Regions from separate parts of the Homo sapiens genome. Here region 1 is linked to region 2. Evidence: read pairs that join two places in POLR2A ChIA-PET (ENCODE). Cell type or tissue: PC-9. All regions are shown on one strand. Links, peaks and the distances in the headings refer to the core of each region. The heading gives the core; the rest is flanking DNA. Region 1 has its middle 19 kb from the start of RLF. Region 2 overlaps COL9A2 (collagen type IX alpha 2 chain).

Region 1 (8,988 bases), core at 3,457-5,956, 160 kb after region 2:
GCATTCTAGATATGTGCAGGAAGATTGCAGGACAGTGTTGAGTGGCATCATTCATTTACTCAACAAATATTCACTGAAAGTCTACCATGTTTCAGGTACTGTCCTAGAGGCTAAAAATACATCATGAAAAAAAACAAGTCCTGGGTTTTATATTCTTTTCTCCCTCAGAAGTTATAATACAGTTAATTTAATTGCAACTTTCTTTATCATATTCCAGTTCTATGGATACTCCCAGGTCCCCCCCATACCCCCCAACCCAACCACCGGCTTGAGTGAACCTAGATATCTCTCAATACATCATGAGTAAGACACAAACGATGAGTTAGAGTGGTTACATTTTTAAGATCCATCTGTTTAGATTCATGGAACATTGTGGACAACTACTATGGTCAAGGTAAATTTTTCTCATTATGGGTAAAACCCAGAGGGCTCTAGGGTCAGGTTTGTCAGGTTTGGATCCCAGCTCCGACTGCTTATTCGTTGTGTGCCTTTAGATCATTTAATTTCATTGAGCCTTGGGTTCCTCATCTTAAGGTGGACATTGTAACAGCATGTGTCTCATAATTCTCATAGTTGTGGGTCCTAATGAGATTTATCCAAAGAGCGGAGAATGAGGCCAGATGCACAGTAAGCACTCAGTGTCACTAGTATTACTCCTATAAGGTTCAGCTTCAGAGGATAACTTTAGTTTCCTTTACTGTAGTCCCTCCACACCTACTGACCATGGATGCCATCTATTTTCACGACTTTGTCCTGTGAGTGACAAAATGATCAAGAGGACAGACCCATACTGTGGATCATCAAAGGAGCTGATTGATTAGGCTAGGATTTCTGATTTGCAAATTCAATAACTTGATTCTATCATTTCACCTAGGTTGTGATTAAGGCACAAGAGCCCAAATTACTAATTTACCTTAAGAAATATAATGGTATCTCTACAGAAAAGTCAGCTTGGGAAGCAAAATTAACACCGGAAGTTTGCTTAGGGAGGGTACAATTGGTGTAAAGGGAATGAGAAGATCTTAAACCACCATTGTTCCAACACCCTAGCTTCTCCCACGGTTATTTTTTATCCTTTCTTTCTCTACCCCCCAAATCTAATCAGGTTAGATTCTAAGTCCTATTAATTTGTGCTCAGGAAACTTTCTCCCATATTTTCTCTTACCCATTTCTACTTCTCCATGCCTGGGGAATGAGAGTATATAGATAACACAAAATAATGTCCTCTAAAGGTCTTCAAATGAGAAGCATTTGAAGAGTGAGAGTGGCTTCCAGGTGAGGGAGAGGATGTGCTTCAGAAGCTGATTTTGATTATCATTTCCCATGGCTGGACTTGCTGCCATCACCTCCCTGGGACCCTGGGAACATTTTGTTCCTTTCCCAGGGGCTCAGCATTCCCTTCTGGGAGGCTTTGTTGCTCCCATTTTGATGAAGGGTTAGGGGCCCAAAGGTAGAGAACCCCCAAAGGAGATGGGAATCCAAAAATCTCACAGATGCTATTTCAGACTTTCCCCTCCTGCCAAAGTCTCCCTGGAGAATCCTTCTTTCCTCTGCCCTTTGGGAGATTTTATATTTGTTGGATTTAAGGGAGGGGCAGTTCCTTCATCGTACCACTACCGTTAGACATGCCCTACTTTGCTCTTGCTTGAATGATTGCAAGGGCTTCCCAACAGGCATTCCTGCTTCTAGTTCATCCCCTTGCTCCCCGAGATTCATCTTCCTAAATTTGACTCCATTGTTTAAGATTGTTCAGTCCCTTCTTGCTTCAAATAGAATCGAAATCTTCAGCCTGCCTATTAGGTTCTACCACCTGGCCTTATCACCTGCTATTCCTAAAAGCACCAGAATTTCTTGTTAGCACCCCATACATGTTGCTACCCCACCCCCCAACATATAATTTTCCTGCCTTTGTGTCTGCTCAATTTGTCACCTTTTCTTGGAAACTCCCTTCTATGTGTACTAAATACAATTAACGGGGCATATCATCCAGTCATGGCAGAGGCCCCCAGTTACATTAACCTTCAGCAAACCCTAAACTTTTTCTCACTTCAGGGCCTCTGTACTTGTTCTTCCCTCTATCTGGAACATTCTTCACTTGTCCAGCTTCTTCTCAATCTTCAGGGTTGATCTCTTAAAGTAAGGCCCTTAATTTTCTCTCTTCTAGCATCCTGTTCTTTTTTTCCTTCATAGCACTTACCAAAATATGTAATTATACATTTAAATATTAATTTATTTGTTTAATCCTCCACTAGACTGTAAACTTGCAGTATTCATGTCTATTTGCTCCCCACTCTATTTTTCAGTGCCTAGCACAGTGCAAGGATGTAAAAAACATGAATATTTGCTGAATGCATAAGTGATTGAATGGGTTATAGTGCATAGAACTCATGGTCTGTCATCAACAAAATCCTATATTCTCGATCTCTTCTCTGCTTTAACTTAGACCTGGCTTTCCCCAAAGAACACCATTTCTCCCAAGTGACATCTTTTCTCTTTTGTTCACTTCATAGATTAGTGCCTGGCACAGAATAGTTGCTCTGCAATTATTTAATTGCTGTTTACTGGCTGTGTCCTTTTCCCTCTAAGCTAATGAATGGTTAGGAAGATAGCTCAACAGAATGAAAAGAAGTCATTCTGGAGGCAGACAGGCTGAGATTGAATCCTAGTCCTGCTGCTGACTAGCTGGTGATTTGACCAAGTTCGTTAACCTCTCTGAGCCACAGGGTTCATCTTTAAGTGTAATAGAATTTTAACTCGCGCGGAGGTACTTTATTAGGTTGGCCCAATGAGTTGATTCACACTGCCCCCTAGAGGACTTCTGTTTCTGGGACAACAGACTCCAAACCCTAGGAATGTTTGAGGATCTTTGTGAGCTACTCAGACGCACCTGAGGGAGAGGAGGGCTCCAGATCAGCCCTGTGGGAGTTGGCTCCAGATCAGCCCTGTGGGAGTTGGCCCCAAATCAGCCCTGCAGGGGTTGGCCCCAGATCAGCCCTGCAGGAGTTGACTCCAGATCAGCCCTGCAGGAGTTGGGACACAGACAAAAAGTTAAGAGGTCTTGGAGAAGGCAGCTCAGACATTGACAAGGTCAGCAGTCCTCGAGCAGCAGTGGCAGTGGGAGTTTTAATGATTTCTGAGAATCAAGGAGGGGACTTGGTTTGCAAAGCCTGCCTTTGTTGCTACTTAAGCATGTGGTGGGTTATCCAGAGCTCGGAGATTTAGAATATTGCTAAAGGTGAAGTCCATTTGTGTTAACCATAGCTGAGGTCAGGGGTATTTCAGAGTCACATGTAAAATGGAGCATCCTTAATAATAAGTACCTGCCTTTCAGGGTTGTTGTGAGGATCAAATGAGAAAAGAGTCATGTAACATGCTAATATGGTACCTGATACATAACAATTGCTCAATAAATGACAACTGCTATTATTGTTGAAGGTAAGGCAGCCTCTCCACTTTCCTTTCTTACACTACATGCTAAATTTATTCTCTAATAATAAAGAGTCAGGAAAAAAATGGAGCAAAAATGTGATCAAATATGCACTTTCTTGTAGGCAGTCTTTTGCTTTTTTCGTTTTGTAATAAAATTATCCTATTAATAAATTAAATGTGTATAGTTAAATCTATTTAAAATCCATTCATAAATGGTAAAGTAATTATTATGTGGTTGCCAGTGGCCAGAGGTAGAAGTGAGGTAGAAATTGATGGATAAGGGGCAAATGGAATCTTTTGGGGGTGAAAGAAATGTTCTATATCTTTTTTTTTTTTTTTTGAGGCAGAGTCTCGCTCTGTCGCCCAGGCTGGAGTGCAGTGGCATGATCTCGGCTCACTGCAACCTCCACCTCCCAGGTTCAAGTGATTCTCCTGCGTTAGTCACTTGAGTAGCTGGCACACCACCATGCCCGGCTAATTTTTGTATTTTTAGTAGAGACGGGGTTTCACCATGTTGGCCAAGATGGTCTCAATCACCTGACCTCGTGATCCACCCACCTCGGCCTCCCAAAGTGCTGGGATTACAGGTGTGAGCCACCGCGCCCGGCCCATTTAATACATTTTAATTTAACTTGACTACTATCTGCAATAGCAATGGAAATGAATCAGTGGGGAAAGATAAGAGAGACAGAGAAAGAGCGTAAGAACCCATATTATAACTCTGACCTGGACACAGAGCTGGGCTCTTGGAATACAAACTGAAATAGAACTGGTTCCTGACCTCAAACAGCAGCTAACTGTCTTATGAGGAAGACACACACATAAACATATAATTTCTCCTTAAAAAATTAAATATTCTTGAATAATTAAAATATGTATTTGGTTTTGAAAAAATCTGTACAAATAATAGTAAAAATCAGTCTCCCTCCCACCCCTGTCTCTTGGTTGAAAGCAACCACTGAAAACAGTTTATTCTACAGCCATTCAGAGGCATTCTACTTACATACAAGCAGAATTTTTATATGGTATGTGTATTGTTAGCTTTGTGTATGGTAGCTTTACTGTCTCTGAGTTTTCCTCCTTTAAACAAACAAACAAACAAACAAACACTTAACATTCTACCCTGTAGATGAGTCCATAACAAAACCTATTAAACAGATGGTTTGCAATATAAGATGGTAAGAACAATGGGAAAGAAATGAAAAGAATGCTGTGGTGTGGAGACTACTGGCATCTAGCAAGGGAAAGCTTCCTGGAGGATTGATGAGGCTGCCTTATCTCTTTTATGAGTATTCCAAGATAAAAATACAAGAGCTAATTAGTAAACCAAATGCTCTAGTTGTATACTAAACTGTGTTGTCTACAACTCTGATTGTTGTTTGGAGGGGAGCAAAAACAGTTTGAGCAGGCCAGGGGTGGGGAAAAGTTATTGCACAGAAAGTGGGACTGTCGAGGTATGAGGTAATAGGTCTTGGTACAGGAAGCACTGGGAGCCCATTGTGTGCAGGGAGGTCTTTGGTTACAGACTTGAGTATAGTATTTCAGATGACCCAGGGACTGATTAGAAGGATTAAAGGATGCTTACTTGTAGTTCTTTTTTTTTTTTTTTTTTTTTTGAGACAGAATCTCGCTCTGTTGCCCAGGCTGGAATGCAGTGGCACAATCTCAGCTCACTGCAACCTCTACCTCCCGGGTTCAAGCAGTTCTTCCTGCCTCAGCCTCCCGAGTAGCTGGGGTTACAGGCACCTGCCACCACGCCCAGCTAATTTTTGTATTTTTAGTGGAGACAGGATTTCACCTTGTTGGCCAGGCTGGCCTCGAACTCCTGACCTCAGGTGATCTGCCCACCTCAGCCTCCTAAAGTGTTGGGATTACAGGCGTGAGCCACTGCGCCTGGCCACTTATTTGTAGTTCTAACTAGCATTGCCAGATTTAGCAAATAAAACCACAAGGCATCCAGTTAAGTTTGGAGTTACATAAACAATAAATAATTTTTAAATATAAGTATGTATGTCCCATATTCAACTTAACTGGTCATCCTGTATTTTATCTGGCAACCCTGTCTTTAACCCAACCATGTGAAAAAATCAAATTGACCACTCAACATCAGGCAGTTAAAAACAATGACGAAGTGGGCGTTTTTAATTGGAAGAATAGACAAACAAGAAAATGTGTAGGGCTGGGGCCAAGAGTTGTTTAAGTGAGTTTAGGGCTGGTGGAGCCTGGGCCAAGGAGACTCTGGTGATCTGGGCTGGCAGGTCTGGGGCTGAGGTAGTAGCTTACAAGGTCAGGACAACTAGGTTCAGAGCCAAATAAATGGTTCTCATGGTCAGGAATGGCAGGGTCATGGCAAAGCCTGCAGCTCAAGGTCAGGGTCAGTAAGAATGGGGCCAAGGAGATGGCCCATGTGGTCAGGAGATTGAGCAAATAAGAAAATATATTGAGAATAGTGAGAGCCAGGTTTCTTACTCTTGGAGACAATAAGTATGAAAAGGGGAAAGACTAGAACAAACCCTGTAATTAGAGTCAGAGGTGTGAGCCTATAGGGTGTGTGTGTGTGTGAATATTATATATGATATACAAAGAGAGACAGAAGAGTAGATGTGTGTGTTTATGATATGTATAGTGGCTTTTTGGTTTTTCAAAACACACTAATTTGTAGCATTTGCTGATTTCCACGGTGTAAATACTCCCAGCATGAAATAATACTAGTTTCACAGCCACCCGCAAAGTTCCTGAATATTTAACAAGCAGCTTTTGCAAGTCCATATGAGCCAACTCCACTACAGTACTTCGGAATGTACATCATACGTATGATTGTGTGTGTGTGTGTCCAGACATATTTTTCCTAGTTGATATCTTGTTTCCTTGTCCTACTGAAAGGACTTGCAAGACCGACACACCCATAGCAATGAGTGCACCTAGCATCTACATCTTGACTTCCAAGTATCATTCTTCACTAAAAAGAAACCAAAAGTTCTTAGAGAAATGGCTGATTTCATGACTAGGGCAGTGAAAAATCTTACTGGTTCAGGAAGAAAGGAAGTATTCAAAGAATGAGGATGTAGTAAGCTAAGTAATGGCCCCTGAAGCTCTAATCTCTGGAATCTGTAAATATTATCATATACAGAAAAAGGATCTTTAGAGATATGATCAAGGAACTTGAGATGGGGAGATTGTCTTGGATTATTCAAGTGGACTTTAAATGCAAACACAAGTATCCTTGTAAGAGAGAGGCAGAGAGAGATTACGCAAAAGGAGAAGGCAGGAGGCAGAGACTGGAGTGGTGCAGCCACAAGCCAAGTGCCAGCTGGAAGCTGGGAGAGGCAAGGAACGAATTCTCCCCTAGAGCCCAGAGGAAGCATGGCCGTGTTAATATTCCTGATTTGGGCCCAGTGAAGTTGATTTTGAATGTCTGGACTTCAGAACCATGAGAACTGCAGCTGTTTTAAGCCACCGAGTTTGTGGTACACTGTTACAGCAGGCATAGCAAACTAATACAGATGAGAAATGTCAAAAGAACACAGGAGCCAGTGTAAAGAGGCTCCCACTGGCCAAATCAGGGACAATCTAGTCATCAAAGTAAATTATGATTGTAAGGAATTATAACTTATTGAATAAATTGGGAATCCTTAAGCCCACACTAATATAAATAAAAAATTAATTAAAAAGGATACAGGAGACCAGGTCCAGTGGCTCATGCCTGTAATCACAGCACTTTGGGAGGCTGAGGCAGGCAGATCACTTAAGGTCAGGAGTTTGAGACCAGCCTGGCCAGCATGGTGAAATCCCATTTCTACTAAAATTACAAAAATTAGCTGGGTGTGGCAGCGTGCACCTGTAGTCGCAGCTACTCAGGAGACTGAGGCATGAGAATCTTTTGAATCTGGATGGCGGAGGTTGTAGTGAGCCAAGATCTCGCCACTACACTGCAGCCTGGGCAACAGAGCAAGACTTGGTCTCAAAAAAAAAAAAAAAAAAAAAAGAGGATACGGGAAAGGAAATGATACTTTACTATAGAATTCAAGTAATAAATGTAGAAGAAACAATGGACATAGGAAAATCTCTATTTGGTGGCCATTATAGTAATAATCCAGGCAAGAATCATTAATGGATGCTAAAACTACTAGGTGTAAATTCGTGTATATTTATGTGTGTGTGTGTGTGTGTGTGTGTGTGTGTGTGTGTGTGTATATATATATGGAAAGAGAGAGAGAGAAATAAAGAGATAAGGAGGCAAATATGATAAAATGCCTCTGGTGGAGATTCTTCAGGATTCTCTGTACTAATCTTGCAAATCTTTTCTAAGTGTGAAATTATTCAAAACCATTTTTTAATTGTGGCAAAATATACATAAAATAAAATTTACCAACCTGTCCGTTTTTAAGCATATAGTTCAATAGTGTTAAGTACATCTGCATTGTTGTGCAACCAATCTCCAAAACTCTTATCTTGCAATCTAAAACTCTATACCCATTAAACAACTCCCCATTTCCCTTCTCCCCAGCCCCTAACAACCACTATTCAACTTTCTGTCTATAAATTTGACTACTAAGTACCTGATATAGGTGGAATCATACAGTATTTGTCTTTTTGTGACTGGCTTAGCGTAATGTTGTCAAGGTGCTACATCCATGGTATAGCATATGTCAGGATTTCCTTCCTTTTTAAGGTGGAATAATATTCCATTGTATGGATATATCCTATTTTGCTTATCCATTCATCTGTTGATGGACATTTGGGTTGCTTCCATGTTTCAGCTATTGTGAATAATGCTGCTCTGAACATGGGTGTACAAATAACTCTTCAAGACCTTGCCTTCAATTCTTTTGGATATATACCCAGAAGTATCAGTGCTGGATCATATGAAAATTTTATGTTTAATTTTTTGAGGAACTGCCATACTGTTTTCCATAGCAGCTGCACCATTTTTCTCTCTTTTCTTTTCTTTTCTTTCTTTTTTTTTTTTTTTTTTTTTGAGACAGAGTTTTGCTCTTGTTGCCCAGGCTGGAGTACAATGGCGTGATGCTGGCTCACTGCAACCTCCGCCTCCCGGGTTCAAGTGATTCTCCTGCCTCAGCCTCCCGAGTAGCTGGGATTACAGGCACCCGCCACCACGACCAGCTAATTTTTGTATTTTTAGTAGAGATGGGGTTTCACCATGTTGACCAGGCTGGTTTCAAACTCCTGACCTCAGGTGATCCACCCGCCTTGGCCTCCCAAAGTGCCGGAATTACAGGTGTGAGCCACCGCGCCCAGCCAACAGCTGCACCATTTTTCATTCCCATCAACAGTACACAAGGATTCTGATTTCTCCACATCCTCACCAAAACTTGTTATTTTCTTCATATTTTTGATAGTGGCCATCCTAATGCGTATGAGATTGTAGCTCGTTGTTTTGATTTGCGTTTCCCTAATGATTAGTGATGTCAAACATCTTTGCATGTGCTTTTTGGCCATGTGCATATCTTCTTTGGAGAAATAACTATTCAAGCTCTTTGCCCTTTTTGTTTTTTTTGTTTTTTTTTTTTGCGACGGAGTCTTGCTCTGTTGCCCAGG
Region 2 (6,281 bases), core at 3,782-6,281:
TCTGCCACTGTCCCTTTGAGTAATGCAGTGAGTCCCTCCTCATCTCTGAACCTCCATGTCCCATCCATGAGACAGAGACTCTGCTGCCTACCTCAAAAGGGCACTGTAAGATTGAAGGTGGGCATCAGACAAGGTATCATGAAGTGGGCCTTGCAATTGCCATTGCTGTCATTTTTCTTTCTCAACAGGGTCCCCAGGGCATCAGGGGCTACCCAGGCATGGCAGGGCCCAAGGGAGAGACGGTAAGTGAATCTTGGGGTGTTCTACAAGAGCTTCCAGGAGCTGCCTTCTGGCCCCTGGAGTTCAGCCAGGACTGACCTGCAACCCTTTCCTCTCCCCAGGGCCCTCATGGATATAAAGGCATGGTGGGCGCTATCGGTGCCACTGGGCCACCGGTAAGCCTCTTTTTGCTCCCCTACCCCTGAGGCTGGAGCTCCTACAGCTACAGCCACAGAGTGGGCATGGCTCCCCCTGAGCCTGTGTGACCTGGATTCCTGCTTGTCTTTCTTGCCAGGGTGAGGAAGGTCCTAGGGGACCGCCAGGCCGAGCTGGGGAGAAGGGTGACGAGGTGAGTCCTCAGGCACCCATTGTTCAGTCAGGACCCCTGGGGAGTACTGGGCAGGACAAGGCACCCCCTAAGGCTGTGTGTGTGAGAGTGCATGAGTGTGTGCGTGAGTGTGAATGTGTAGTGTGTGTGAGTGTGTAGTGTGTGTGTGTGTAGACTGTGTGTATATGAGTGTATGTGTACAGTGTGTATGTGTGAGGCTGTCTGTGAGTGTGTGTAGTATGTGTATGTGAGTGTGTGAGGATATCTCTGAGTGTGTGTGTGTGACTGTGAGTGTATGTATGTGTGTGTGAGTGAGTGTGTGTGTGTCTGCCCAAGTGGGTGACCTGCTGGGGAGGACCATCTGTGCCAAGAGCCCAGTCAGCCCAAATTCAGACTTTAGGCGAAGCCCTGGGATCCAGTCCCATGGTCACTGGGGCCAGACAATGAGATTCCAGCAAATCAGCCATGGGGCTAATGGGATTTGGTCTCGATCCCAGTTCTCTTAACTCTTTTTTTTTTTTTTTCCCAATTAATAGACCTGTTGGGGGAAGCGGTTTTAAGTTTACAGAAAAATGGAGCAGAAAACACAGTTAACTGTTATTATTATTTAGTTTTTTAAATTATTTTCTTTTCTTTTTAAAAATTAAAAAATTCTTATACTTTTATTTTTCTATTAGACAGCAGAGATCATCTAGTTGTTTTGTTTTGTTTTGTTTTTGAGATGGAGTTTTATTCTTGTTGCCCAGGCTGGAGTGCATGGTGCGATCTCGGCTCACTGCAACCTCCGCCTCCCTGGTTCAAGAGATTCTCTTGCCTCAGCCACCCAAGTGGCTGGGATTACAGGCATGCGCCACCATGCTCAGCTAATTTTGTATTTTTAGTAGAGACAGGGTTTCACCATGTTAGGCTGGTCTCGAACTCCTGACCTCAGGTGATCCACCTGCCTCGGCCTCCCAAAGTGCTGGGATTACAGGTGTGAGCCAACACGCCCAGCAATATCTAGTTTTTTAATGCAATTTTTTAACTATACAGAAAACCAGTGAGAGTGATATAAAGAATCCCCATGTACCTATCACAGGTTCCAATTCAGTTATTAACATTTTGTCAGTCTTGTGTCCTCTATCCCCCAGACCCCTCCTTCCTTTGATTTTGTTATTGCTTTGCTCTGATGTTTTCAAGTAAATCCTTAACATCCTATCATCTCAGCCCTAGATACTTTTGTACATATCTCTAAACAATAAGCACTCATTCTCACATAATCACATTATCACAACTGACAAAATAAACAAGTACTCCCTAACATCATCTAATGGCCAGTCTCTGTTCAGTTTTTCCCAATTATCTCAAAAATGTCTTTTCCTGGTTCTTGTTCAAATCAAGACTCACACAGCATCCACACACTGCATTCGGTTGTTGTGTTCCTTTGGCTGAGTGGATTGTGGGGCCTTGGCCAAGGTCTCAGTGGATTCTGGCTCCCACCCCTGCTCTGGCTCAGCCCAGCCTGGCCTCCTGGCACTGACTTCTCCTCCCTCCTGCTGGTGCCAGGGCAGGAAGGGTACTCCCAAGGCTCTCTCCTCCGGCCCCTGCATGGTGTGGCCTGTGCCAGAGGAACTCTGGGACCTAGAGGCCACTGTTCTCAGTGGTTCCCCTCTCTGCACAGCCAGACAGGGGCCCAACATCCTGAGGGTGACCTGATCTCTCTCCGCTTTGCAGGGCAGCCCAGGTATTCGTGGACCCCAGGGGATCACAGGCCCGAAAGGAGCAACGGTAGGTGCCAGAGGCCTAGGCCCACCAGGACAGAGGCCAGGGCCCAGCTGCTTTGTCCAAACCCCCAGAAGAGAAGCCTGGGATGCTAGTCTGAACTCTGCAACTGGTGGGCTGGCTCCATAACCTCAGGAAATGCCTCCCTTTCTGTGCCTCAGTTTCTTCACCTGTAAACAGGGGTGATGACATACGGGAGGTCATGGGGAGCTTGCAGCAGTCGGGGACACCACCCTCCACACTAGGGAAGGACTGTGTTCCGTGACCCTCATCCCCTTCCCACTTCAACTCCCCTCCCCCAGTTGGCCAGTGGGGCTTCCTGGGATGACCAGAGCCACTCCCTCCCTGCACACTGCAGCTGTCTCAGAGGAACAGGGGTGGGTGGCCAGACCCCAGACATCTCCGCATTATCACTCTCCCTTGAACTTTCCTCCTGGGTAGGGCCCCCCAGGCATCAACGGCAAGGATGGGACCCCAGGCACGCCTGGCATGAAGGTAGGAGTGGGGCTGCTGATGGGACTGGGGCAGGGGCAGGACCTTGAGTCCTGGATTCTAGACACCAAGAGCCTGGGGTCCTCAGGTCATGGACATGCCCTTTCTTGCCTCTGGATCTCAGTTTCCCTACCTGCATCTGGGTAGAAGCCATGGCCCTCTGGCTGGAGCTTTAATTTGTATCTTTGGTTATCTGTCTATCCCAGGGCAGTGCAGGACAGGCGGGACAGCCCGGAAGTCCAGGCCACCAGGGCCTAGCGGTAAGTGTCAGGTGGAGCCACAGGGGCTGGCCAGGGGCTAGTGGCTGATGAGGTTAGAATCCACACACACCCGGGGCTCTTGCTCAATCACCACCTCTTGCCTTGTTACCAACTCTGTGGCCCCTGGCCTGGCGAAGGCTTCATTACTTGGACAATTACTCTAGCCTTCTCTTTGGCCATTCCAGTCCTCCATGTTGGCTAAATGGGATCTGACCATTTCTGCACTATAGCACCTTCCATGGCTCCCCACCGCCTCCAGGAAAAAGTCATTCAGTCCAGTCCTTCAATAAGTAGTTATTGAGGTCGGGTGCAGTGGCTCATGCCTATAATCCCAGCACTTCAGGAGGCTCAGCTGAGTGGATCACTTGAGGTCAGGAGTTCAAAACCAGCCTGGCCAATGTGGTGACACCCCGTCTCTACTAAAAATACAAAAATTAGCTGGGCGTGGCGGCTCATGCCTGTAATCTCAGCTACTCAGGAGGCTGAGGCAGGAGAATTGCTTGAGCCCAGGAGGCGGAGGTTGCACTGAGCCAAGATTACACCACTGCACTCCAGCCTGGGTAACAGAGCAAGACTCCATCTCAAAAAAAAAAAAAAAAAATAGTTATTGAGTATCTGAGGTATACTAAGTGGCAGGTAAACAATTATAAATAGGACAGATGCAATCTTTGTCTTCATGGCTCATCTTACCATTCAATGACCACCATAATCTGACCCCAACCTGCCCCTCCTGCCATATCAGCAATGGCCCCTCTCTGTCCTTTCCCTTCTCAACAGGCCTTGGCTTTTCTGCCTCCACACCTTTAGGCCTTTGCTGGTCCCTCTGTTTGAAATGCCCTTTCTGGTCTCTTTGTGCCTTCTTATCGTTCAGGGCCATCTCCATTCCATACCTCCTGGAGTCCAGTCCATGGGAGCCTGCCCTCCCTCCCTGTGGGGGTACTGAGTGGCCAAACCTGTTTCTGTGCACACATGCAGACTTGTGTTCCTGCGTGCACTCACATGGGCTCAGGCACCTGAGAGCACATATCCATCTCTTCCACGTAGACCCCAGGTCCTGGAAGACAGGCCATTCTCTGTGCCCCACTCCTCTGCCACCACTGTGGGAATGTACAGTTAAGTTCATCATGCCGTGGCTGGACCTTCTGTTGTTCAGCTCCCACAGGTGGGGGAAATCTGGATTGGGGATGGGAAGCAAAGCAGCAGGTGCATGGGGCTCCCTCATGCCAGGGCAGAAACTGACTTCAACTTCTTTCTGCAGGGTGTGCCAGGCCAGCCTGGGACAAAAGGAGGCCCTGGAGACCAGGTGAGGCGATCCCAAGCTGGGGACAGAATTGAGCAAGGAAGTCTGGGGCCAGGAAGACAGCAAGGCCCAGGCCTCAGCCAAGTCTCAGAGGCTCAGCCAGAACATAAGCCCCTTGGGCCTAACCACCTCCCTCCTGCCACCTCCCACCCATCATGCACTCCTCAGCCTGCCTCAGTGCAGATAGGATGGCATGGCTTAAAATCCAGAGGAGAAACAAACAGGAAAATCAGGAGCCAAGAGGATTGAACCAAGAATACCCTCTCCCCCGTCCCAGCTCATCTGGTTCCAGGCTCTGTTTAGGCTTCGTTGGGTTTCCCTGAGGCCAAGGGCCTGACTGGGCCACCCAGACTGACCTGAGAACTGTTTTCCTGCAGGGTGAGCCGGGCCCGCAGGGCCTTCCTGGATTCTCTGGTCCCCCTGGGAAAGAGGTAAATGCCCCCTGCACTGACACAAGGGTTCCTGCTTTAGGGTGAGGCCATGGGGTGGAGCCCTAACCTAGGGAGAGCTCCGAGTTAGTCTGGCTCTGCCCTGACCCAATGATTCAGGGAAGCTCTTTCTCCTCCCTGGGCCTGTTTCCCTATGTACATTGCAGGGAGGGTGGGGACTGGCTCTGTTCTGGAGTGTGACTTTCCTAGATGGCCAAGTTGATGGGCTGGGAATCCAACAGGCAGAGTTGTTCGTTCATTTATTCATTGCATAAACATTCACTAAACACTTGCAACTATGAGTCTCCTCTTCATATGGAGGGTATAGTTTAATGGAAGAAATAGACATGAAATAAATGATCACGCCGGGCGCGGTGGCTCACGCCTGTAATCCCAGCATTTTGGGAGGCTGAGGCGGGTGGATCACGAGGTCAGGAGATCCAGACCGCGGTGAAACCCCGTCTCTACTAAAAATACAAAAAATTAGCCTGGGGCGGTGGCAGGCACCTGTAGTCCCAGCTACTCTGGAGGCTGAGGCAGGAGAATGGCATGAACCCGGGAGGCGGAGCTTGCAGTGAGCGGAGATCGCGCCACTGCATTCCAGCCTGGGTGACAGAGCAAGACTCCCTCTCAAAAAAAAAAAAAAAAAAAAAAAAGAAAGAAAGAAATGATCACATGATAAGTAATTCAAATTGTGTTGGGTCCTTTGAAAGAAAACTACAGGGACCCAAAACCATGGAACAGGTGGTCTGGGAAACCTTCCCTGATGAAGCAAATTAGCTGAGACCCAGGGTAGGGAGGGGCTGGCCAGGTGTGGAAGGGTGGGTTCCACCAGGTCAAACGCTTAGCCCCAATTTCTCCTTCCTCCAGGGAGAGCCAGGGCCTCGAGGAGAAATTGGTCCCCAGGGCATCATGGGACAGAAGGTAAGTGCCTGGCACAATGGCCCCTCCCCGGGGGCCTCTGCGGCAGCTGGCACTGCTGGATACAGCATCTGCTCCGTGCAGCCCGTGAGATGCCTCCCCAGGCAGGGCCTAGGTTTGCTTTGCTGGTCTGCCAAGTGGAGAAAGGACCCCCTGCCAGTGACAGCAGGAATGGAGGGCACCCTGACCATGCGGTGCCAGGCCTCGGTGCGGGAGGCTACCCCTGCTGAGAGCTGCTGAGGTTGTGACCTTCTCTTTCCATTTCAGGGTGACCAAGGCGAGAGGGGTCCAGTGGGGCAACCAGGCCCTCAGGGAAGGCAGGTGAGTGCAGGCCAGCTAAGGTGGGCAGGGCGTCATATCCAGGCCCCTCATTCCATTTATTCCTTTGGTTTCTTTTCTCCTCAGGGCCCTAAGGGGGAGCAGGGCCCCCCCGGAATTCCAGGGCCCCAAGGCTTGCCAGGCGTCAAAGGAGACAAGGTGCCAGATGGGGCTGGGAAACACCTGGGAAAGGGGCCCTATAACAGGGGGAGTGGGGTCGGCAGGACTCAGATCCTTCCGGAGCCTCCAAACCT

What was found. Peaks named below come from ENCODE experiments on the same cell type or tissue, not always from the same donor. Only the 100,000 strongest peaks of a DNase experiment are listed, where the experiment ranks them.
Region 1: POLR2A ChIA-PET joins it to region 2 with 10 read pairs; 18 of 35 experiments call an interaction of 5 or more read pairs at or near these places.

What each region holds. Positions count from the first base shown.
Region 1 is chr1:40,138,006-40,146,993 of GRCh38, reverse strand. No RefSeq gene overlaps it. Among named protein-coding and RNA genes, the nearest start is that of RLF, 19 kb to the left of the region's middle. RefSeq lists an enhancer at 2,917-3,016. In PC-9, for the core only: no CTCF peak of the experiment used is centred there; DNase peaks (open chromatin) are centred at 4,613 and 4,943; H3K4me3 peaks cover 1,005 bases; H3K27ac peaks cover 1,970 bases.
Region 2 is chr1:40,304,225-40,310,505 of GRCh38, reverse strand. COL9A2 (collagen type IX alpha 2 chain) reads left to right here. Exons shown (of 32, transcript NM_001852.4): 14 at 189-242; 15 at 342-395; 16 at 515-568; 17 at 2,261-2,314; 18 at 2,750-2,803; 19 at 3,007-3,060; 20 at 4,319-4,363; 21 at 4,738-4,791; 22 at 5,659-5,712; 23 at 5,977-6,030; 24 at 6,115-6,186. Among named protein-coding and RNA genes, the nearest start is that of COL9A2, 9.9 kb to the left of the region's middle. In PC-9, for the core only: a CTCF peak has its summit at 4,773; DNase peaks (open chromatin) are centred at 3,995, 4,905, 5,225 and 5,495; H3K4me3 peaks cover 780 bases; H3K27ac peaks cover 2,416 bases.